Regions from separate parts of the Homo sapiens genome. Here all the other regions are linked to region 1. A link is a loop called in an ENCODE intact Hi-C map of the cell type or tissue named here. Cell type or tissue: chondrocyte. All regions are shown on one strand.

Region 1 (8,000 bases):
TTCACGGGGCTGCAGGACCAGGACTCCTGACAGAACTGGATCCTTCCTGATGGCGGAGGGCAGGAGCTGGTTCTGCAGGAGGCCCAGGGAACGTTCCCGCCACCCCAGGGACTGGCTGCCTATGTCCACCTTGCCCTGTTCTCATTTTCGTCAGTGACGCAGGGGCTCTCAGGACCAGGCCAGCTGGACCCGGGGACCTTGCCTCAGCAGGACGGGTCTTCCGAGGGCCTGAGTCTGAGTCCGTCTGAGGCCGGCTGTGCCCGTATGTTCTGAGGTGTGGAGAGCCTCCCTCGTCCCCACCCCTAGGGCTGTGAGAAGCAGGGCACTGTGGGCCTTGCCATAGGCGAGGGGGAGGCCCGGCCACATCTCTTTCTCTTAGAGACAGCCTTCTGTCCTGGTGGGTCTCCTGCAGTGCGGCCGGGCTGCACCCTAGCTCGGGGTCCTGGTGGGTCTCCTGCAGCGCGGCCGGGCTGCACCCTAGCTCGGGGTCCTGGTGGGTCTCCTGCAGTGCGGCCGGGCTGCACCCTAGCTCGGGGTCCTGGTGGGTCTCCTGCAGTGCGGCCGGGCTGCACCCTAGCTCGGGGTAGGGGGGCCTTGCTGTCCTCCAGGTGGTTCAGCCTCCGCACACGCTCCTGGTCCTGGGCCCACCCCGGCAAGGATGCCATTGATGAATCCTCACTTGTTCCTCGCCTGGCCTTACTCTGGGAGCTGCAGCTTAGGGGATTGTGCCTGGGGACGGGGCTGTGGGGCGTAGGTAAGGCCTGGCCTGTGGCGCTCATGGGTCTGACACGCAGCTGCAGGGAACACGAACAGCTCCCATGCGGCTGTCTCAGCGTGGCCAGGGCAGAGTTCCTTTCAGGCCATCGTTCCTGGAGCCCACTGGGGAATGCCGGGACAGCCTGGGGGCTGCAGAGTAGGTGGGGTTGCACTGGGGTGGAGGTGAGGCTTTTGGGACCACGGCCCAGAGCCAGCTTCTCCCCCCGCCCCTTCCTCTGAGCCCGCTCTGGGCTCTGATGGATGAAGATGCTGAGGGCCCTACAGGTGAGCTCACCTTCCTAGGAGGGGCACAGATTTGGAACGTGGCTTTGCCAGAGCCAGTGTCCAACTGCCTCCTGTGTTTATTGCTTGGATGCCTCTTTCCCAGGTACCCCCACTCTCCTAGAAGCAATGACAGGAAGACGCAGCCCTGCCCTGGAGGAGGGGATGGGCTCTGAGGGAGCTGGGGTCTCAGGGGGCTTCTTCTTCACCTACTGGAGGTGGTGGGGAGTGAGCTGGGCCCTGTGGGTACAGAGCCTTAGACCGCCCATGGCCAGTGCGGTAAAAGCTTGGGATCTGGCTCTAGGTTCTGGGCCTGAGCAAGACACCCCACTTCTGTGGGCCCCGTTTTCCCTTCTGTAGAATCAGGGGATCACCCCCTCAGGCCTCTTGGAGTTTGGAACACCTTCGGTTCTCTGCCAGCTGGCTGGTGTTAGCTTTCACAAAGGAAGCAGCCCCGCTGGGGTGTCTGAAGGCTCCCCCAGAGTAAGTGAGGCCTACGGAGCCCTGGTATCCCAGGTTGCACAGAGCATGCGCCGACATTCCTGGATCCGAATTCCACCATCGTTCTGCTGCTGTGTGTCTAGACGCACGTGCGCCCATGCGTGTACATGTGTCTCTAGGTGTACGCACACGGCTGTCCGTCACGCATGTGTATGTGCACACACTGTCCATGTGCATGTACTTGCATGTGTGCATATGCGTGTGTGTAGATCTAGGCAGGCATGTTTATGCACGCACATGTTATGTACACGTGTGTGCATGAGTGCACGTGCATGCCCGTATTTGGGGACCTGCACGCAAAGGGCAGAGCACACAGTTCCTGGACTGCCCATGCCCAGACCACAGCCCTGTCCCCAGGCACGTCCTGCCCTGTCCCCAGGCACGATCCCCTAAACTGCAGCTCCCAGAGCAAGGCCAGGTGAGGAACAAGTGAGGATTCATCAATGGCATATGTATACACATGTATACAAACGTGCATCTCTGTGTGCATATGTGCATGTGAATGTGTACATGTACACGGGGCATACCTATGTGTGCATGTGTGTGCGTGCATGTGTACACATGTGTATGTGTGTACATGTGTGTATAAAGGTGCAGCATTTTGGTTTGGAAATCTTTAGTGCCTCAGATTAAATCAAAATGTCCTTGAGTGTCAGCGGCACAGCTGAACTTGTGCCCGGCTCGGTCACCTGGCTAGTGTTTTGCACACACATATGTTAACAGTGAGGTCATAAGCCCAGGGGTGCTTACTCTCATGACTCTCCAGGTGGAGGAACTGAGGCAGACAGCGCAGCTTCCCCAGGTTCCCAGAGCCCAGGGGCCTCACCCTCTGTGGTGAGGCCCCCACTGCGCCTATCTGGATGTGTTAGGGGCTGGTGCTGGGGTGGAGGTGCATGTCCTCTGAGGGTGGCCACGCAGGGCTGTTGGCCGGGTCCAGACTTTCCCCAGCCCGCGATAGTTTTCTTACCGTTTCTCTGTTCGCGTTGATGCTTGGTTCATCTCACTATTGGCAATAAAGTTTCTGATTTCCGAGAAATAAGAGTCTTCTTTCTCGTCTAAAAGTGCGTGGTTGTCCGACTCTGAGGTGGGAGAGGACGCGCTGGTCCCCAGGTGGTTCGTGAGGACCCCGGGGTGCTGGCTCACTGCGGAGGGGCGGGAGCATCAGGGGGCGGCCTCTCGCTGGACCCCTCCCTCCGTGGGGCAAACCAACCGCGAACGGGGTACACCTGGGGTGCTGTTAGGGAGGCAGGTTTCTTAGGGACACCGGAGAGCACGAGGTTCTCTTTAATGACCACGGTTTGAGGGGTGCCTGTTGGCTTCCTGAGGGGTAGTCTGTGGCCCTCTTCCCTGCCCGGCGCCCACTCCCCTGCTGTTCCCCCTCCCCCTCTGTGGGGCCTGCCCGTGTGGGTGCTCTGGGGGCTGCCCCACCCCGCGTGGCCCACCTGGTGCGTTCTCGTGCTCGTGCTTCTTGAGGTGCCGGTCCAGGTTGGTCTGCTGCCCGAAGCAGCGGTTGCACAGGTGGCACTTGAAAGGCTTCTCCTTGTTGTGGATGTTCCGGACGTGCCGCTGGAGGTTCGAAGAGATGCTGAAGGAGCGGTCGCAGTACTTACACCTGGAAGGGGCACACGCGCTCCTCAGTGCAGGCCCCGGCTCTGCATGGCAGGCCGGGCCACAGAGGGTGGGGGGAAGGGAGCCCGCGCCCCTGCCCCGTGCCCCGTGCACAGCTTTGCCCCGCCGTGTCCCGGAGGTTGCTGGATCTCCCAGCTGCAGAGCCAAAGGCATCCTGGGGAAGCTGTCCCTAGAAACAGCCCCGGCTTCAAGAAGCAGGGGTTCACGCCTATAATCACAGCACTTTGGGAGGCCAAGGCGGGTGGATCACGAGGTCAGGAGATCGAGACCATCCTGGCTGACATGGTGAAACCCCGTCTCTACTAAAAATACAAAAAAATCAGCCAGTCGTGGTGGTGGGCGCCTGTAGTCCCAGCTACTCTGGAGGCTGAGGCAGGAGAATGGCGTGAACCCGGGAGGCGGAGCTTGCAGTGAGCCAAGATCACGCCACCGCACTCCAGCCTGGGCGACAGAGCGAGACTCCATCTCAAAAAAAAAAAAAAAAAAAAGCAAGCAGGCGTTCACCCTCCTACTGTTCTGTGGCTGGCTGGTGGATCCCCCTGGAGTGTGCCCCGTGTCCCCTGGGCAGGCGGTGCGCCCGACCCTCCGGCGTCTCCTGCCCTCTGTTGTCTGGGTCTCCCTGGCCCCCAGGCCGCGGGGCCGGCAGGTCTGCAGCCGGAGGGCGACATGCTCCTTGCAGCCTCCAGAGGGCGGCCTTGCTCCATGGAAAGACACTCGGCAAGGCCAGTTTCCCAGCCGGAGGGGCTCCACAGACCAGCTCCCAGACCAGCTCCCTGTGACCTTCCTCCTCCACCCCTCGAGGTGGCTGGGGGCCCCTGGGCAGGCCCCACCTCACTTGGAGCCTCAGTTTGCCAGTCCATTCATGGAGGGCTTGGGGGCTGCCCTGGATGTTGCCACTTGTTGGCTGCCTCCTCTATTAAGGACACAAAGACCACACTGGCCCCTTTGGGCACTGCCAGCTCCCGGGCTCGGTTTATCTTTATTCCCCCAGGGTGGGCAGGGCTGCTGCCGGCCTGCACCGTGCACGTGGGGAAGTTGGGATGAGACCCCCTTCCTCCATCTGGCCTCCACGGCATCAGGCAGAGCAGGACTCTAACACCCTGAGTTTATCAGAGCAAGGCCCCTTGCGGCTGGAAAGTCGTCATAATGAGCGATCGAGGAGGGCTGCGTGTGGAGGGTTCCCCTCAGTGTGGGGCCCTTGGGCTGGGAGTGACCTTCACAGCCACACGTGGTGACCCTGCAGGCAGGGAAAGGGAGGGTTGTTCTCTCCCATTTTTAGAGAGCGGGGCTGAGAACTAGGGGGCCTGAGCGACATGTGCATTGAGCAGCAAGAAAATCATGCCTGAAACGAAGAGGGGGAGCTGGGGATGAGCTAAGGAGGAACCCCATGAGCTCTGTAGATGCACGTGCGCTGCCTCTGTGAAGACAGCCTCCTCCCTGGGGGGCATCCGGCGGGGGGCTGGGACTGGCTTACTGAGAGGCACCCGGCTGGGCTGGGCGACGGTGAAGGGAACCCTGACTGCATGGTTTTCAGTTGCACGTGGGTGCTTGGCATGTGCGTGTGTGCCATGCCTGTGTGTGCACACTTGTGTGTGCTCTTGGTCATCAGAACGCCCGCAGCGGTGCTCATCTGATCCCACAGGCACACACGCACTTGAACATTCTGTTTATATGATCATGCGTTTTCATATTTTGAAAACAAAGCAAGCTCCATGATGCCCATGGCACAGCACACAGAAAGTCTACCCACTGCAGCAGGATCCTGGCCGGGGGGGCCTGGTAGCAGCTGGAGACCAGGCCAGGGCCTCTGTGGGAGCCTCTGTGGAGGCACCAGGATGGGGCAGGGTTTGTTCACCCGGAGTGGGTGTGGCTGTTCTAAGCACAGTGGCCTTCGTTCCCACAGAGGACAGGACTCCGAGAGGCCCCACCCCGCCCCGACCGGTGCCGGTGGCCCGCTCCAGAGCAGCATACTGGTCACATGCCCTTGTCACATGGATGGGGACGTGCCTGGTGACACTCGGGAGTCCTGGCCTCCCAGACCGGGAGGGGCTGTGTGGCTCGGCCTTCTCGGCACGGTGCTGCCCTGTACAGGAGGGGCCTGGGCTGGTGTTTGCTATCACAAAAGCCTGGCGAGGGAGTCTGACCTGCCATCAACACACCCGCAGGGGCCTCCCCAAGGCAGGAAGCTTCAGTCCCACACCTTCCGGGTGCTGCTGCCGGGCCCAGGAGCTCAGCATTCCCCACGTGCAGGGGCTGCGGCCGTGAGAAACTGTCCTTGGAATCTCAGAGCCTGCGAGTCTCCCCCAACTCCCCAGGCTGCCTGGTAAAACCTAGCAAGTCTGAAAATGGGTCCCCTAGAGAACGGGAGGCAGTCCTGGGAGAAGGGCACTCCTCTCCCACGCCTGGCCGAGGCATATCCCCATCCCACTTCGTCCCAGCAAACTTCCCTGGTGCTGCCCTAAGGCTTCATCCACTCAATTCCTGAACCTTCCAACCTTTGCCGGAGGCCAGGCTCACTCTGGCCTCTTCAACAGTAGACAGGAAAAGAAGCATTGGTGATCGAAGTCCCTGAGCTCCCCGAAGTGACCCTCAGCCTTCTCTGCTCCTGATCCCAGGGGCCTGGCCTGTGGGCTTCTTCTCTGGGAGCCCCTGCTCCTGCCCGGGTCAGCTGAGCTGCCTCCGGGCACCCGGGTCCCAGCGTCTCCTCCCACAGCCCAGTGACAGGCAGCGCCCTGGCTTGGACTGGCCATCCACAAAGCCTGCCCTGGGCGGCGCTGCAGTTTTGTTTGACTCGGCCTGTGAACTCACACAAGAATAAGGCCGAGGATGGAGCCCTTTCGGCAGCAGGGTTGGAGATGCTTGGGTGCCCCCCTACCCGACGTGTCCCACACAATCTCCCAGAAAGGAGGGATTTTACACCCTCCAATGCATTTTCTCACATCCCCCACCCTGACACATCCTTAGACTGGAATGGTGGTGCCTGGCCCTGGGACCGCCATGCTTTTGAGGCTGACTGACTGCTGAGAAAGGACACACTGGACTCTGCGTCTCCAGCCCGGATGCAAAGCACCTGCCAGTCTGAGCATTCAGGCTCTGCCCAGCCAGAGGCTTCCCACCCAGCTGGGGCCATGTGCCCCTCTGGCATGTTGAGGCAGCCCAATCTGTCTGCCTGCCTGACTGTCTGTCTGCCTGCCAGTCTGCCTGCTTGCCAGTCTGTCTATCTGCCTTCCTGCCTGTCCATCTGCTTGTCTGTCTGCCTGTCTGTCTGCCTGCCTGTCTGTCCATCTGTCTGTCCACCTGCCTGTCTGTCTGCCTTCTTGCCTGTCTGCCCTGCCTGTCTGTCTGCCTGTCTGTCCATCTGTCTGTCTGCCTACCTATCTATCTATCTGCCTTCCTGCCTGTCTGCCCTGCCTGTCTGTCTGCCTGTCTGCCTGCCTGTCTGTCCATCTGTCTGTCCACCTGCCTATCTTCCTTCCTGCTTGTCTGCCCTGCCTGTCTGTCTGCCTGTCTGTCCATCCATCTGTCCATCTACCTGTCTGTCTGCCTTCCTGCCTGTTTGCCTGTCTGTCTGTCTGCCTGTCTGTCCGCCTGCCTGTCTGTCTTCCTGTCTGTCCGCCTGCCTGTCTGTCTGCCTGCCTGTCTGTCTTCCTGTCTGTTTGCCTGCCTATCTTCCTGTCTGTCCGCCTGCCTGTGTGTCTGCCTGTCTGTCTGCATGTGTGCTCAAACACGGCTCATTCAGTTCCTGGTTTCTTTGGAAATGCAGAGACTTTTGCAGAAAGTCCACCTAATGGCTCTTGCATAAACCCTAGCAATTGTGGATCCGAGGTAAGAAATGGGATTGGAAAAGAAGCTTGTTCATAAAACTGGAGAGCAAGTCCCTTGTGTGAAGCTCTGGGGCCGGGGAGAGCCACGAACAGGGCTGTGCGTTCAATTTGGTTGCAGAGAGCCCTGAACGTGGCCCTCTCTTGCTTCTAATCTAAATAAATGGCCCAGACAGAGAAGTCCATTTGAAATTTAGGGGAGCCGTGAGCCCAGGGCTGCGAGGGAGCAGAGTTCTCCGAGCAGCTGGGGTCTGCGTTGTAAATAAGCTGACAAGCGGCCAGTGAAATTGATGGTCTCACTGCGTAAAATAACACGCCCGTGAGCTCCAAAAGGAAGGAGAACGTGCAGGGTAGCCTGGCCCTGGTGCAATGCGGAGGGCCTTGAGAGGACCTTGCTGTGACCGTGCCTGCTGCACTCCCAGAGAAGCCATTGGCAGGGGAACAACAGAGTATGGGCAGGTCAGGGGGGGTGGCCAGGGCCCCCGAGCCCCTGAGCACTGGGCAGCGGCATCCTTCCTAGGATCCAGTGAGGTCTCCTGCAGCCACTACAGGGGGATCTGCTTTTGGTGACTGTAAAAGTGAGGGAAGAGGAAGAAAGAAGAGATTTTGAAACCCAGCCGTAAAAATACAACTAAAAAAGAAAGGACATGCACGGGCCGCGTGCAGCCCCCGATGGAAGCACAACTGTGCCTCCCTTGCACGCTCCAGCTTCACACAGAAGGCAGGATGGAGCCTGGGGAGATGATGGAAGCACACGGCAGACTAGGGAGTCAGCAGCCCTGAGGCAGGAATCTCGGTCCCAGCAGGAGTCCCGGGCAGCCCTGCTCGCATCCAGGCTGTGACTCCAGGCTCCACTGGGCAGCCTCCCAGAGAGACCCCCGGGCCGGCTGTCAGGACGAAGACCAAGGAGCAGCCCCTCTCCCCACTCCCAGTTCAATTTTCATGCTTCTCCAACCCAAATCCCGCAAAGCCTATATGCTTAACTTTTTTTTTAAGAAATAAGACTGCCAT
Region 2 (8,000 bases), 880 kb after region 1:
CTGTGTCCATGATCAGGACACTCACACGCACCCAGCTCGCGCCCTTCCTTCCAGACATTCGAGCTCTGGAAGCTCACAGTCACCCTAGCTTAGTGCACAGCCACAGGCCAGGCACCTTCAACATCCCCACCTTCCAGGTGAGGAAACCGAGGCACCGAGAGCTGGGGGCCAGGCCAGGGGGTCTCCCTGGGGGGAGCAGAGGAGTGTCGGACCTCAGAAGAGGCTCTGGGGGTCTGAGCCGCCACCGGGCGCTGCCTTCCAGGTTCAGCAGGGACAGAGCTCAGGGGGAAGGCACCTCCCGTCCTGGTTCAATACATGGACCCCTGACCCTGGGAAAGGGACTGAGCCAGGGGAGGCCTCAGGTCACTGCACCATGAAGTTGTGGGGAGCTGCGGGGGCCTCTGGGCTCCGAGCTGGGCAGGCACAGCGTGGGGACCACGTGCCGAGGGGAAGAAGCGTGCCAGGGTGGACGTCTCAGTGCACACGCAGGAACATGCAACGGCTGAGCCAGCCCAGAGAGGCAGCGGAGCGTGTGCGGGGCGGCCGGCGGAGGAGCAGCAGGATCCCAGGCGGGAGCGCACGGCCTTTTCGGAGGCAGGTTCCAGGACAATACTAAGCGTTTACATCATTGCACTATTTGATCCAGGAGGTCCCACTGTGGCGTTTCATCGATAAACGCACATGCGAGGTGGAGGGTGGCTGGTGTGGAATGTGCCCGGCAGCCTTCATAGCAAAGGAGAATTCTAGAACCAACCGAAGTGCCCCTCTGAAGGGAGCTGGTCCCGTCCGTTCCAGCCGCCGTGGAGTAACACAGCCAGCAGTTTCCCTCCTGCCACGAAAGCTCGAGACTGAAACTCAGGATGAACTGTTTTCAGCCCGGGTCACCCCAGCCCTGGGGTGGAGGCCCATTGAGGATGGCCGAGCAGGGGCGGGCATCCAGGCAGGTCCAGCAGTCCTGGCGGGCTGAGGAGAAGGAGGTCAGTGCTCAGGGAGACATCCGCAGAGGGACCTGGCAGGCAGAGCTCCAGAAGGGAGGGAACTGCACAGACAGAAAGCTCCAGAAGGCTGCCTGAGGGCCTCTGAGGCCTCCGGAGTCAGGCGCCATGGATGTGGAAGGTGGACTCTTCAGCATGGATGGGACCCTAGGGGGCTGTGGACCCCCGGCCCCTGGGACTCACAGGTGGGAGACAGGAGTTCCAACCGCCAGGGGGAGAGTCCTGGAGGATCCTGGGCTGTTGGCAGCCACCCAGCAGGGCCCGTCCTGGGAGTGGGGCTGGACTCTTCCTGCAGGAAAGGCTGGGCTGGACCTGCTCTGAGAGGCTTCAGAACCAGCCACACGAAGACCAAAGTGAAGAGCAAGGAGCTGAACTCCACGCAGAACACAGCGCAGCGTCCTTTAAAGGAAGGCCAAAAACAACCCAACAAAAATGCCAGGTGATCAAAGCGGTCACAGCACAATGTCCACATCCAACGAGAAATTGCTACTACGTCCAGACGCAGGGAAAGGTGGCCGTGGGAACGTGAGTCAGCAGCAACAGGCCCAGAAGGGCAGCCACGGTGGACTTGTCAGACGTGGACCCTGAAATGACAATCACAGCATGATTTCAGGCAGGAGCCTGAAATGGTACAGCTTTGGACATCGGTTTGGCAAATTCTTTTAGAGAGAAACACACACCTTCCCTAGGACCCAGCAACTCCACTCCTAATAACCAAGTGAAATGGAAGGAGTTGTCCTCAGCAAAACGTGTGTGCGGAAGTTCACAGTCACTTTCTCGGTGATAACCAAGAGCTGGAAACCACTGCAACACCCACCAGCAGGTGAACGGATTAACACACTGGGCTAGGGCCACACAATGAGATGCTCCGTGGCAACACAAAATGAACCGTGGACACACACTGCACGGCGGATGAATATGCAGACATCAGGCCACGTGAAGGGAGCCAGGCCCCGAGGCGCCACGCTTTGTGATTCAGGTGAAATTCTGGGACAGGCAGATCTAACCTGCAGGGAGAGAGAGGTCAAGGATGATGGGGCCAGGGCTGGGGAGGGGTTGGGAAGGGGCTCATGTTGCTGGGGTGTCAAAACAAAGCAAAGGGCCACAGACTTGGGGGCTCAAGAAATGGAAACACAATGGTGTCATGGTTCTGGGGGCTGGAAGTCCAAGATGCAGGGGCAGGTGGGGTTGGTTCCCTCCTGGGCCTGCAGATGGTACCTGCTCCCTATGTCCTCACAGGGTGGTCCCTCTGCGCCCAAGACCCGGCTGCCTCCTCCTCTTCCTGGCTGCAGGGAGTGCTTGTGTCTGAAGAACGCCAGGCTGGTGTCCCCAGAGGGCGGCTGGAGGGGCTCAGAAACCATTTTCACCTTCTGTCTCCTCCATGTCTGCACTGTTTGGGTTTGTACCCGCCTGTGTCGCTTTTGCACGGGAAGTGAGATGGAGAGACACGTGAACCACCATTGCTGGGGTTCCAGCATGGGGCCCCAGGGGACCCATGGCTTTCCCAGAAGGAAGCTCTGCCATTGGACAGCCGGTCTCAGGCTGCTGCACAGGCCCCTCCCCGCCCTCAGCCCTGGCCTGCGGGAATCAGGAAAGGGTGGGGTCCAGCTGCATTGCGAATGGACTAAAGCCACTGATTTGCACACTTGCCAATGGCTGAAATGGTCAATAAAACGTCATGTACCTTTTGCCACAGGAAAGAAAGCACGCAGCCAAAGAGCGCAAAGAGGCTCAGAGGAGGCCCGGGTGCCCTGGAGAGACGCTGCGTCCTGACGACACAGCATCCCTGTCCCGCAGCGGAGATTTCCCAGATGAAGGATTCCCCGGCGGGAGACAGGGCCCTGCACACAGGTCCTCTGCCACGCTGCTCACCATGCCTGTGTGTTATCTCCCCATGAAAAGTCACCTAGGCCGAGCATGGTGGCTCACGCCTGTAATCCCAGCACTTTGGGAGGTGGAGGCGTGCGGATCATCTGAGATCAGGAGTTTGAGACCATCCTGAGTAACATGGTGAAACCCCGTCTCTAGGAAGAATACAAAAATTAACTGGGCATGGTGTCAGGTGCCTTGTAATCCCAGCTACTCGGGAGGCTGAGGCGGGAGAATCGCTTGAACCTGGGTGGCGGAGGTTGCAGTCACAGCGTTTGCAGCGAAGCGGCTCCCAGAGCTGGGAGGAAAGCCCCGCCTGCAGCCAAGCTCCTGCTCCACCACCCCAGGTGCAGAGGGGCTGCCCCAGGCGGGGGACTCCAACTCCCTCTCAGCCAGGGCCAGGCCTGTGGGGTCCGGGCCTTCTCAGGGCCGAGGCCTCACTGCCCGAGCACGGGCCCTGCCTGCGGCAGTTACGCGGATGGTTCCTTTTTAAACGCAGGAGCTGCCGTCATCTTCTCTCACTCAGTGGTCATCACGGAAAGTGAAAACGACGGTGCTGCTCCTCCCACGGAGGAGAGACAAGCTCACAGGTGGGGAAGCCAGACCCTCGAGGATGAAGTGGGGGGCACAGCCCTGTCCTCCCTCAGATGCCCCAAGATAGGCCAGGGTGGGAGAAGGGGGCACCTGTCCCAGGCACTGGGTGGCCGCTGCCCGGCAGAGGGTCTCTGCCCCCATCAAAGGGAAGTGGAGGCCCCCAGGGTAGATTCTGTTTGGCCTGCATTTATGTAGCACCTACTTTATGTCTGGAAGTCGGGGGGCCCATGGGCAGGATCTGTTCAGCCCACATTTATGAGGCACCTGCTGTATGCCTGGCAGTGAGGGTGGGGCCCCAGGGGCAGGCTCTGTTCAGCCCACATTTATGAGGCACCCACTATATGCTGGGCAGTGGGTACAGGGATGGCTGCCCAGGCTGGCCTGTCCCACGGAGGAGAGACAGGCTCACAGCGGGGAAGCCAGAACCCCAAGTGTGAAGTGGGGGGCATGGGATCAGAGGCGGCCCAGACCCCATGAGCTGGGGCTGCACCAGGCACAGAAAGAGCAGTGGCAGCGACTCATGGCTTCAGGCTGCTCAGGTCCTGCCTGGGCCGACTGCAGGAAAAAACAAGGACTTCCGCCTCCCTGCGGTCCCTCCCCTACACCCGCCCACGTGGCCAGGACGTGAATGTCACCATGGGGACTTCCGCAGGGCCTAGTGCTTTCCTTTTTGTTTTTTGTGTTTTGTTTTTTTTTTTTTGAGTCTGGCTCTGTCACCCAGGCCGGAGTGCAACAGCGCGATCTTGGCTCACTGCAAGCTCCGCCTCCTGGGTTCACGCCATTCTCCTGCCTCAGCCTCCGGAGTAGCTGGGACTACAGGCGCCCGTCGCCATGCAAGGCTGATTTTTTGTATTTTTAGTAGAGATGGGGTTTCACCGTGTTAGCCAGGATGGTCTCGATCTCCTGACCTCGTGATCTTCCCGCCTCGGCCTCCCACACTGCTGGGATGACAGGCGTGATCCATCGCACCCGGCCAGGGCCTGGTGCTTTCCCAGACAGGTGACTGCCCGTCTGGTCTCGGCTTCCCCTAAGCAACATCCCAGGATCCTGCGGAAAGACCCACCCAGGCCTGGGCCTTCCCTGCTCGGTGCAGGGCTGTGGGCGCGACCCCTGGCAGCAGGCCAGGACGTGGGGGGCCGCCCTGCCAGAGCTGGGACAGGGCCAAGGGACCCTCCACCTCTGAATTTGCCTTGGGAGCTGAGACTTCTGATGGGAGACCTCAGACCTCTGTCTGTCTCTTCCTCTGTCTCTTCCTCTGAGCCACAGGGGCTGCAGGTCCAAGCCTTTTGCCTGGACAGGCCGCTAGCCACCAGGGGGCAGCAAAATCCAGGCCCTGCCTCCCCGGCCGCAGGTGCCACTTCCTAGAACCTGGGCTCCCTGTGCCATCACCTGCGTGCCTAACCCTGGGTGTGCATTTGGGGCCACACTCACTGCAGCCCTTTAAGAATCCACCCCCTCCTCCCTCCCCTCCCCCTGGGAAAACACAAGGGCTGCCCTCCATGGTCTGGTTGTCAGTGAGGGACACGGGGCTGGGCCCAGACACTAGAATAAATTATTCGGGTAATACATGGTTCGATGAGGGGCCAGGTGAGCCCGTGGGGGTTGGGCAGCCATGGTCGGGTTGGATCACGGTCCAAGGCCGGCCCCCACTGCTGCAGGGCCTCAGCCCACTCTCACTTCCTGTGTCTCTGTCATGGTCCCAGAGTGCAGGAGCCCCGTTTGCTCATCTCTAAAATGGAGTCATGTCGCTCTGCCTCCCGAGCTATTGGGAGGTGACTGGCGGACACTCCCACAGGTGGCTGGTACACAGCAGGGCTCACAGGGGCACTGGACAAACCGGGGCTCCCCCAGATTGCTGTGGGCAGGGAGGAGCTGTCCCCAGCTCAGAGCAGCCCTGACGGGCTTTCCAGCAGGGGCCAGGGTAGAGGCCAGCGGGGCAGGGCCCCAGCCCAGGGAGCCCCGAGCTCCCTGCCCACGTCTTGAGCAGAAGCCTCCAATCTCAGGGGCTGCAGTCGGCCAAGCTGTGGGCCAGAAACTCAGGCAGAAATTGCAGGGCTAGTGCCTTTATTAAAGCTCCATGGAGGGGCAGCTCCAAGGCCTGCACGCCACAGTTGGCCGCCATTGCCCAACTGACACAGCACATCCCCCCCGCAGTGCCTCCACAGCCCCACACCCCGGGGCAATTAGCACAGGGCCATGCCCTTCCATTGCGCAGCGTTCACCCACCCCACCACCACTTCAGCATAAACCGTGGAGTCCTTTCCCAGGCTGGACGGAGCCGGGGTCCAGCTGCGGGGCCTGGCTGGGGAAGCGCTGCCCGGCTGGGGAGGCGCTCCCCAGGCCCTCCCCACACACCTGCCCCTCCCCGCCGGGCGCATCCCCACCTCCCGCTGCCTCAAACCGCCTTCCTAACAACACCCTTTCCCCAGAGCCCCACCTCCAATATGTAGACTGGCCGCTCCCTCCATGGGAGGGGCTGCTCAGCCCACGCCCCGCCCTGGCGCTAGGCACCAAGCAGGAGGGGAACGGAAATCCTCTCTGGTTCGCTGGGAGATGGGGAGCCTGGCAAAGTGGCCACCAGGGCGTCCACCGGGTCCCCTGTGGGCGGGGTTGCTGGGCGCTGCTCCTGGGCAGAGGCCGAGGTCTCTCCGGCCCGTTGCTCTTCATTCACCGTGGCCTGAGACTCCCCAGTACTCGGTGGAGGGAGAAGGCCGGAAGGCTTCCCGGAGGCGGCGCGCCAGGCCTTCCCTGAGGTCCATCCGCGGCGCTCTCGGCGGCCCGGGCTCCGGGAATGAGGTGGCTGGTGAGGCCCGCGGAGTGGGAGGCCGGTAGGACGCGCGTCCTGCCCAGCGCAGGCGACAGACACCCCTGCCGCCACCCCCGCCAGGCTCGCCGGGGACGTTTCCTGTTCTGTCCCCAGCTGGGAGCTGGGCTGGCACCGCACGAACTTCTCGGACAGCAGGGAGAGCAGAAAGGTGGCAAGGAGCGCCCACCCGCCCCTGCCTGGCCCCGCAGGAGGGCCCTGCGCTACCGCCGCACCGCCACGCTCTTCACTCTGGAGCACCGGCCTCAACGAGCGCGCGGGGCGGAGGGCGGCCGGGAGGCGGCGGCGGCGCAGGTGGTGGAGGCGTCTTTATGGGCGCCAGGCAGTGGTGCACGCTTTCCCACGCCCGGCAGCCAATTGGAGGCCAGGGCCAGAAGAAGCACGGCCCCGCCCCCTAGCTCCGGGCCGGGCCACCCCCACCCCCACCCCCCTCACCCCCCACACCCCCCACTCCCCGCTCCCCCCGCCCCCGGCCTCCAGCAGGGCGATGTGGGTAGGCGTGGCTGGGGGGTCACGTGGGACCTGACCGGGAGGAGGAGCCTGCCCATACGTCCCTCCGTCAAACCTGCTCCCTCCCTGTCCCCAGCTTTCCGACCACCTGACCTGTCCTCCATCTGACAGTCTTCCAGCCTGGCCAGGAGCAGCCCCAGCCCAGGCACCTGCCCGGGCCTGGCCTCCTCAGGGGTGAGGACAGGGGCCGCAGAGGCAGCTCCAGCTGTGGAAGCAACAGGGAGACAGGCCAGGGAAGGGGCTGAGCCGCAGCTACTGCACAGGGGGGCCAGGGCCACTGCTCCAGGAAGCCCCCACCCTCCTCCTGCACTTCCTGATAATCCAGGCCAGCGGCCACCTCCCCCAGGAAGCCCCCGACCCTTCCCTCCCCTGGGCTGGCTCTCATATTAAAAGGTCATCCTTGGAGGTGCTCTGGGCAGTTAATTCCAGGCAGCAGCCCCACACCCCAGCTTCTCCAAACCTGGTATTTGTTAACCAGCCGCCCTTGGGGGTCCTTCCATCAGCCTTGGGAGGCAGCAGTGCTGTCCCACACCTCAGACAAGGAGACTGAGGTCCAGGGAGGAGGCCTTACCCAGCTCACTGCCCCACCAGGTCCCTCTCCTGCCCCCTACACTGACAGGGTGGGCTGCTGGGTGGGCAAGAAGATGGTTGCAAAGGGTGTGAGAGCCGTGCAGGCCAGACTTGGAAGCAAGGAAGGTGCCAGCCCTGGGGACTCATGGCCAGCGTGTGGGGGCGAGCAATGGGTAGTGTGACGGTGGAGGCACGGCGCCAGGCATGGTAGTGGGTGCCTGCAGGGTCCTCCTGAGCCATCCTTTACCCAGGCACCCATGATAAATGACAGGCCCAGGAAGGGTGCCAGTCTCGGGCCAAAAGAGAGGGGGTAGCAGCTGGCCTGGGTGGCTGCACAAGACTACCCCTATGCCCTGGAGACCTCCTGCCCCCATGGCCAGAAGGGAGGTGCCTCCCTGTCACGAAAGTCCTGCTGGGGGTGGCCAGGTAGGCTGTGGCTGCCGCTCCGACAGCCCCGCCTGCCTGAGGCCATGAATGGCCGGGAGCCTTTTGTGGGTGAGCAGCTGGCTGCCGGCCCTTTCTGTGGGGCTGTGGGAAAGTCCTCGGGCCAGCCTCTCACAGCCTCTCAAAGCCCGGATTATCTCTGGGTCTGCAGGACACCCTCTCAAGGACGCCCCCAGCATGCTTGGGGGCAGGGA
Region 3 (8,000 bases), 780 kb after region 1:
CCACCACTATGCCTGGCTAAGTTTTGTATTTTTATTGTATTTTTAGTAGAGACGGGGTTTCACCATGTTGGCCAGGATGGTCTCGATCTCCTGACCTCTGGATCTGCCCACCTCAGCCTCCCAACATGCTGGGATTACAGGCGTGAGCCACTGCACCTGGCCTCTAAAAAACTTTTAAAAATTAAAAAAATAAATGAAGAAACCTTCAGTGACCGGTGGGACAATTTCAGGCCATCTAGCATACATGTGATTGGACTCCCAGAGAATACGGAGAATGAATGGGACAAATATACACAGGTATTTGAAGAAATAACAGCAGAAAAATTCCCAAGAAGCTCAACAAATCCCAAGAGGAAAAATAGAAAGAGAACCACCCCTAAGAAGGCACATCTTGGTCAAGTTCCTGAAAAAAAAAGATAAAGAGAACATCTTAAAAGCAACCAGAGGGGTGAACAAATGACATACAACAACACGAATGACAGCAGATTTGTCCCAGAAACAATGGAACCCAGAAGACAATGGGACAGCACCTTTAAGGCACTAAAAGAAAAAAGTACCAAGCCAGAATTATCCATCTTGTTAAAATGTCCTTCAGAAACGAGGGTGACATTAAAGACCCGTTAGACAAATGGAAGCTGAGAGATTCGTCATCAGTGAATGACACCACAGCAGATCCTGAGGGAAGGTGGTGAAATTGAAGAGAACTGATGCCTGATAGAAATTCTCTGCTGGAAGAAATGAAAAGCATCTGCAAATACAAAATGATGTATTTATTTCTTCTTTTAATTTCTTTGAACAAAGCTATCTAAATTAAAAACAGGCCAGGTGTGGTAGCTCACACCTGTAATGCCAGTACTTTGGGAGGCCAAGGTGGGAGGATGGCTTGAGACCAGAAGTTCCATACCAGCCTGGGCAATATATCAAGACCCCATTTGTACAAAAAGATTTTAAAATGAGCTGGGTGTGGTGGCATGTGCCTGTGGTCCCAGCTACTCCGGAGGCAGAAGTGGGAGGATCACTTAAGCCCAGGAGCTCAAGGTTGCAGTGAACCAAGATCATGCCACTGCACTCCAGCCTGGGCAACAGACAGAGACCCTGTCTCAAAATATATATATAATTAATTCACTTGAAATAATGCACTATGTGAGGAAATGCATCGCTCAGTGTAGGACAACGATAACACAAAGTATGGGAATAATGGAATTTACTGCTGTGGGGATCTCACATATTAGGTAAAGTGGCCCCATATTAACTGTACATAGACTGTGGTAGGGTGCTCACCTGGGAGCTGGGGGCTTGTTCATAGCTGTAAGGCTACGTATTGTAATCCACAAGGCAATTGCTAGAAAGATAATATAAAGAGGCATAGTTAGGGCCAGGCGCGGTATTGTGCACCAGATGGGCTGGGCACCCTCCTTCCACTGCTTCTGGGAGTTACGGGAGAGCAGTAACTGGGCTTTCTACCCTTCCGGCGTCCCCAAGACCACAGGCACTGGGAGCAGCACCCGGATACCCAAGGAGCTCCAGCGTCCCCCACTGTGAGGTGACAGATGCCCCTGTGGGGAGGGACAGGCGTGGAGGGAGCCAGCTACAAGCTGGGAGAGCGAGGGACCCAGGGAGGGCTCACAGACCGCAGGCAGCCTCAGGAGATGGAAATTAGCAGCGTTTGGCCTCAGAAAAGGGGTTCTGAGCCTGACAACTTTCAGAGTCAAGGTCAGTGAGCTGAGTCCCCTCAAATGCTAACCAGAATCAGGAGGGATGGTAGGAGGCTGCAGCCACAGAGAAGCAGGAAGGGGCAGGAAGCTGGGTGTTCAGACCCTCTAGGACCCCAGGGAGAAGATCAGGGAATGAGAAAGACAGAGCCAGTCCTCCTACTCTGACCCTCTGCCCAGTTTCTCTACTTAGGACAACTCTGCACCCGCCCGCCCTCCCTCCTTGCAGGAAGCCGTGGACGACATCGTCTCTGCTCTGAAGCTCGGCCCCGGGACTGTGGTCCCTGAGCTCCGCTCTCTGAAGCCGGAAGCCCAGGCCCTCATCACACAGGGCCTCTACTCCCACTGCCGGGCCCTTCTGAGCCAGCTGCCAGACACTGGGGCCCCTCTCGAGGACAAGGACACCCAGGGCCTCCTTGCTGTGGGGGAGGCGCTGATCAAAATCGACTCAGGGCAACCGCACTGGCACCTCCTCCTGGCAGACATTCTCATGGCACAGGGTATGCGGCGGCCCCAAGGTGGGAAACACGGGGTCTGGGCTTCTGTCCCCGCTCCTCTGACCTCTGTATCCTGTTCTGTAAAAATGGAAGAAAGAGACCCGGACCACAACAGCTTCCAAGGTCCCTTCCACCCCAAATCCCATGACCTCTGGCCCTGCTCCCTGTGTGAGGCCTGGCGTTCAAAAGGCTCTCCTCTGCTTTACCCGGGTGGCTCTTTGCTTGCAATGGAGGAGAAACCGAGGGGTGATCTTGGTCTTTGAAAGGTCTTGGACCCTCAGCCCCCTCATTCATCCATGCACCTCCAGTCGTTGTTTCTCGGGCACCCACGGGATGGCAGGCCCTGTTCCAGGAGGAACTGTCAGAAGCCCCATGGGCCGACATGCAGGCCCTTCCCGCGGATTTCCACATCCCCCTGGTGATGTGGAAACCACTTCACCACTAATTCCAAAGGGGAGCTCTCTCTGCAGTCTGCATTTGCCCACCAAGGGCTTCAGGGGCCCCAGGGCTGCTCCCCACATGCCACTCTGCGCCAGCAGGCCCAGAGTTTGCCTCTAGTTGCCCGGGAGAGAAAGCAGCCCCTTGTAGTGCCCACGGTGTGGTAGCTCAGCATCATGGAGTGGGGTCAGAGGTGAGTCCCTGTGACCTGCCTGGAATCACGGTGCACCTCTGCTCCCAGCTCCTTCTTCCTGGGCTGAGCCATCATCAGCTCCCCGCAAGCCAGCACAGGGCAGGGAAGGAGCGGCCAGCGAGTCTCAGCTCTCTCGCACCTCTGCCCAACCCCACACACTGACTGTCCCTCCTGAATCCCTGACAGGCAGCTACGAGGAAGCTGGCACCCACCTGGAAAAAGCCCTGCACCGTGCCCCAACGTCAGAGGCAGCCCGGGCCCGGCTGGGCCTGCTCCAGCTCAAGAAGGGAGACGTGCCAGGGGCTGCAAGGGACCTGCAGAGCCTGGCCGAGGTGGATGCCCCGGATCTCAGCTGCCTGCTGCATCTCCTGGAGGCCTCGGAGCGGCAGAGCCTTGCCCAGGTGCCCAAAGAACCCCACAGATCTCCCACCCCAACCTTCCCCAGCACACAGGCATGAGACCCCCGGGCCCACCACTGGGGCAGCCTTTCTTCACTCTCTGCGGTTGGGTTGATTTCAGTTAGGTTTGGGGTGGGGTGGGAGGCACCCACTTCTGGCCCAGGAAGACGGTCTCTGGCCACCTTAGCCCTACAACCCCACCGACCTCTCAGCCTCTTTGTATGGGAAGTATAAGCCACAGGTGACTTGGGTGCAAGAGAGGGAAGAGGACCTTGCCCTCAGGGCCAGACTGAGCCAGCCAGGGGCACCTTGCCCGGCAGGAAGCCCACCCCAAACCCATGGCAGGCCGGGAGAAGGCACGTGGGGACAAGGCAGGCTGGGAGGCCAAGAGCACAGCAGGCTTTGGGGTCCCAGAGGCAGAACTACACCCCAGTGGGGCCTGGGCAGGATTTCACCTCCTTAATGCTTCCTGACACCAGCGGGTTCTAGCACTCCGGGGCCACTTAGGAAAACAGAAACCACACTAGGAAGAACAGGGAGCTCATGGCGGAGTCGGGGCTACACCAGTGTAAGGGGCAGTTCGGTGCTGCAGAGGGGGCGCCGCTGCCCCCCCCGAGCTGAAGAGCAACGCTGAGATTGGGTTATCGGGACCTAGAGGAGGCGGCCGGGCTGGGCGGGGTGGGGTCTCAGAGCTCCCAGAGGGACTGGGCGTTTCCAAGCCAGGAGGAGGGGTCTGTGCTGGGGTCTTCGAGGTGGGAGCAGGGCCTGGCAGGGGGCGGGAAGCCTGGCTGGGGCCATGGTCCCGGAGCCCAGAGGAGGCGGCTAGATGGGGTCTCCTGAACGGGGGTCACCGAGCCCGGAGGCGGGGCTGGACGCGGGTCTCCGAGGCTGCAGAATACGGCTGGGCTGCGGCGCCAGGAGGCGGCTCCCGGCACAGGCAAGAATCTGCAGGACGCGAAATGGTTGCCTGGAGACGGGGACCCACCCGGAAATGAGCCAACAGTGGTTTCGCCCCGCTTCCTGCGCCCCGCCCCTCGGCAGGCGGCCCCCTCCGGGTGGCACTGCGCCTGCGCGGCCCGAGCCGCGGGCTCAGGGGAGTCTGGGGTCGGATTGAGCGCCCTTCCCCACTGGGGCGGCCTGGGGGCTCCCGGGGTCCGACAGCTGCTCGGGGCCTCGCCCTCCTGCTGCCATGGACCCGGCCCAAATGTGCGGGTCCTGCGCGGGCCGAGGCTTCACTACCACCCCGGGCCGTGAACTACGGGTCGGGGTCAGGTGCCTCCGCCCGGAGAGGGGCGGTCCCGCGGGCCGCACCGCAGGCGAGGGACGGGGTTTCGAGCCCCTGCCCTGCTCAGCGCCGCTCACAGCTGGCAGAAGAGGCCACACTGTGCCCTGCGGGAGCCCAGCAGCAAAGCCGGGGCCGTGGGACCCCCTCGCTCCCTGCACGGACCCCGGGCGTGGGCCTCGGCTTCGCCCCGTGCGGCCAAGCCTGGCGGGGTCCTGGGTGCGCTGCGCCCCCCGGGGGAGGTAGCGTCGAGGACCGCCGGGCTGCTGGAAGAGAGGCAGCGCCAGCGAGAAAGGCGGGGCCTGCACCTTGGCGTGTTCCTCAGGCAGCGGGGAACCCCTGCAGATTCTTGAGCGGAGGAGGAGCCCAGCGAGGCGAGCGGATTTCTGGTCGTGGTTGACTCTGTGAAAAAACTGGGTCAGAGATGAGGCGATTGGGCCTGGGTGGGCTCAGGAAAGTGCCCGGGAGGAGTGGGGGGGGCAGGCAGGCCTGGCCAGCAGCAGCCCACAGCACAGGCTGTGCCCTCCGTCCAGCAGCCCCAGGGAGAGGGGCTAGGGTGCACGTGCTCAGAGGCCTGGAGCAGCCTTCAGAAGGTGGGCAGAGTGGAAGGGCTGGGCAGCAGCCCCCTCAGAGGGCCCGATGGAGAGGTGACTTGGCCCAGAGGGACCGAGGGAGGAGGCCGGTGTGGTCACCCAGTCAAGGGAACCTGGGCCCAGCCGGTGGGGCGGTAGGGCTGCCAGGAGGGGACCATGAGGAGGTAAATCCAGGTCCCTGATCCGAGGCCCAGGGAGAAGAGCAGTGGGCAAGGATGCCAGGCCTTGGGCCAAGGGTCGGAACAGCACTTTGGCAGGTTCCAGGGCAGTGGGAATTGCAGGGAGGGGTCCTCTACCCTGGGTCCCCCTTCCTGCCCTTGCCCATGGTCAGCCAGCCCCTCCAGAAGCAGCGGGCAGCTCCTGTGCAGCCCAGGGCCCCGCCATCCCCAGGGAGCCAGCAGAAGCTGGCTGTGCAGAGGACCTCTGCAGGGCAGGGGCGGCCGGGCTTTTGGGGCTGACCCCACTCTCCCTGCCTCTCTCTGTGTCCTCTGTGCAGGCGGCGGCCCAGGAAGCCGGCACCCTCCTGGACGCAGGGCAACCCAGGCAGGCGCTGGGCTACTGTTCGCTGTCTGTCCTGGCCAGTGGCAGCAGTGCCTGTCACCTGCGTCTGCGGGCCACCTGCCTGGCCGAGTTGCAGGAGTTTGGCCGGGCCCTTAGGGACCTGGACCATGTGCTCCAGGAGGCGCTGGGGGATGGTGACCTCCCAAGGCGGGCAGAGGACTTCTGCCGTCAGGGTCGCCTGCTGCTGAGCCTGGGGGATGAGGCGGCGGCCGCAGGGGCCTTTGCCCAGGCCCTGAAGCTGGCGCCCTCCTTGGCCCAGAACAGCCTGTGCAGGCAGCCAGGCCGGGCCCCCACTGCACGCATGTTCCTTCTCCGCGGGCAGTGCTGCCTGGAGGAGCAGCGTCACGCAGAGGCCTGGACGGCGGTAGAGAGCGGCCTCCTGGTGGACCCCGACCACCGTGGCCTGAAGAGACTGAAGGCCAGAATCCGGAGGGAGGCATCCTCAGGCTGCTGGCTACAGTGACTGGGCCTGACCCTCTCCCAGCCCTAATCACGGGGCCACCCTAGCATCTGCACCTGATGTCCAGGCCCAGGGGTGTACCCAGCTCCCTAAATCGGGGAGGTACCTGCCCTGCCCTCTCCACACCCCCTTCCCAGCCCTCCCCACACACCCCTTCCCAACCCTCCCCACAACCCCCCTTCCCAACCCTCCCCACAGCCCCCCTTCCCACCCTCCCCACACACCCCTTCCCAGCCCTCCCCCTTCCCAGCCCTCCCCACACCACCTTCCCAGCCCTCCCCATACCTCCCTTCCCAGCCCTCCCCATACCTCCCTTCCCAGCCCTCCCCACACCCCCCTTCCCTGCCCTCCCCACACCCCGCTTCCCTGCCCCAGCATGAGTCAGTGTTGGACAGCCAGCCTCACACCTCTGCCTTGGGAAGGACAGGGGACAGCTTCCTACTTGCATGAAGGGACCATCCTAGAAGCTTCACAGTCCCTTCTACCACCAGCAACCTGGTCCCTGCAGTTGGGGCCCTCTTGGCCCACACCTGGGGCTCAGACCTTGAAGAAGCAGCCCCAGGTCTCGTCCCTGGCCTGGGATCCTACAGGTTGGACAGGTTTGAGGCCAGACTCCTGGGGCCCTTGGGGAGATGGTACCAGCCCCAGAAGCCCCTCCCTGGGTGTGAAGCTGCGTTTTGCTTGGACCCTGAGCCTTGGGCCAGCCTCCAGTAGAGCCTGAGCCCTCTCCAGAGACAGAGCTCCCAAATGGGCCCAGCCAGCCCATACCCCAAGCTGACCTTTCAGGGTGCTTTCATGGGGGCCCTTCATCGAGAATCCAGTGTGCTGGGGGTAAACTTCCTCCCTCCTCCACAGGCCCCTCCCTTCCAAGCAGAGGGACCACCGAGGGGCCCTGATGAGCACAGTCCCCAGGCTCCCACCAGACCTGTCTCCCGAAGCTGCTGGGAGGTATCAGTGCTTCCACAGAGCGAGAGAACAGCTTGTTCTTATACGTGCGTTAAATGTCCCCAGGCCTTGCAGCTGCCAGTGAGCTTGGGGACTTCTGGGTGGGGCAGAGGCAGCCAGCCTTTGCCCATCACTGTGAGTGTCACAGACTGAGGCCTCAGCCCGGGGCTTTCTCTCATGGCCATGGGCGAGAGACATGCTGGGTGAGCTGACTCGGTGCAAAACGTGCCCCCAAGCCCTGCCTGACTTCACCCTGGGGAGACAGGGCCACGACCCCCCCTCCTGGCTTCTCTCTCCTCCTGGGCACTTGCATTTGTCCCATTTCTGTCCCCTTCTCTGCCGCTTCCTTCCATGGTCTTGAACCCACAGATAGACCCCCTGCCTCTCCACCCACTTCGCTTCTGGGATCATCTGACGAACCCCAGTCCAGGGGGTCAGGCAGGGAGGGGCCCTATTCCTCGCCCTGCATGGAAGTGGGGCCCCCAGGCGGCAGGTGCAGGGCTGGGTAGCCCCCCTCCTCCTCAGGCCTCACCCACTCCTCAACCCCCATGCACCTTCATCAGCTGGCACCGCCTATGTGTCTCTGGCCACAGGGGTCTGGGTAAAGGGTCAGTGCCTCCCACCTTGAGTACCTCGGGGATGGGCAGCCCACAGTGGGAGAGGGCCCTGACAGGGACCTTCAGCCCCGCTCCTCGCCTTCCCCGCTCGGAATCTTCACGCAGTCCCCCTCTTCCGGGGTTCCCCAGCGCAGGCACCAATTTGATCCATCTTCCGCCTGCCAGCTCCCCATCCACCCTTCCCTCCCTGTCTTCACCCGTGTGCTCAAGGACTCAACAAACACCTGTCAGCAGCCCAAGAGCTAAGTTCAGGGACACGCAAGTTCCTCGGGTCAGGTGGGCCAGTCGGCACTGAGGCAGAGGA

What was found. Peaks named below come from ENCODE experiments on the same cell type or tissue, not always from the same donor. Only the 100,000 strongest peaks of a DNase experiment are listed, where the experiment ranks them.
Region 2: it touches region 1 in a loop (4-fold over the local background); 6 of 110 quality-filtered maps call a loop at or near these places.
Region 3: a loop joins it to region 1, with 8 times the contacts of the local background. A loop is called at or near these places in 2 of 110 quality-filtered maps.

What each region holds. Positions count from the first base shown.
Region 1 is chr1:3,420,732-3,428,731 of GRCh38, reverse strand. PRDM16 (PR/SET domain 16) reads right to left here. Exons shown (of 17, transcript NM_022114.4): 13 at 2,982-3,151; 14 at 2,507-2,681. Among named protein-coding and RNA genes, the nearest start is that of ARHGEF16, 30 kb to the left of the region's middle. RefSeq lists an enhancer at 7,568-8,000. In chondrocyte, CTCF peaks have their summits at 3,645 and 3,854 (motif pointing right); DNase peaks (open chromatin) are centred at 61, 1,591, 3,111, 3,911 and 1 weaker place.
Region 2 is chr1:2,544,966-2,552,965 of GRCh38, reverse strand. TNFRSF14-AS1 (TNFRSF14 antisense RNA 1) reads left to right here. Exons shown (of 7, transcript NR_037844.2): 5 at 263-1,974; 6 at 2,235-2,393; 7 at 2,692-3,046. Among named protein-coding and RNA genes, the nearest start is that of TNFRSF14, 7.4 kb to the left of the region's middle. RefSeq lists enhancers at 1,483-2,682, 3,899-4,768, 7,381-8,000. In chondrocyte, CTCF peaks have their summits at 4,555, 4,771 (motif pointing right) and 6,016; no DNase peak of the experiment used is centred here.
Region 3 is chr1:2,639,505-2,647,504 of GRCh38, reverse strand. It overlaps TTC34 (tetratricopeptide repeat domain 34), which reads left to right. Exons shown (of 9, transcript NM_001242672.3): 7 at 1,942-2,212; 8 at 3,027-3,241; 9 at 5,610-8,000. The coding sequence ends at 6,137. Among named protein-coding and RNA genes, the nearest start is that of MMEL1, 10 kb to the right of the region's middle. In chondrocyte, CTCF peaks have their summits at 4,137 and 4,495; DNase peaks (open chromatin) are centred at 2,804, 4,188, 4,724, 5,785 and 4 weaker places.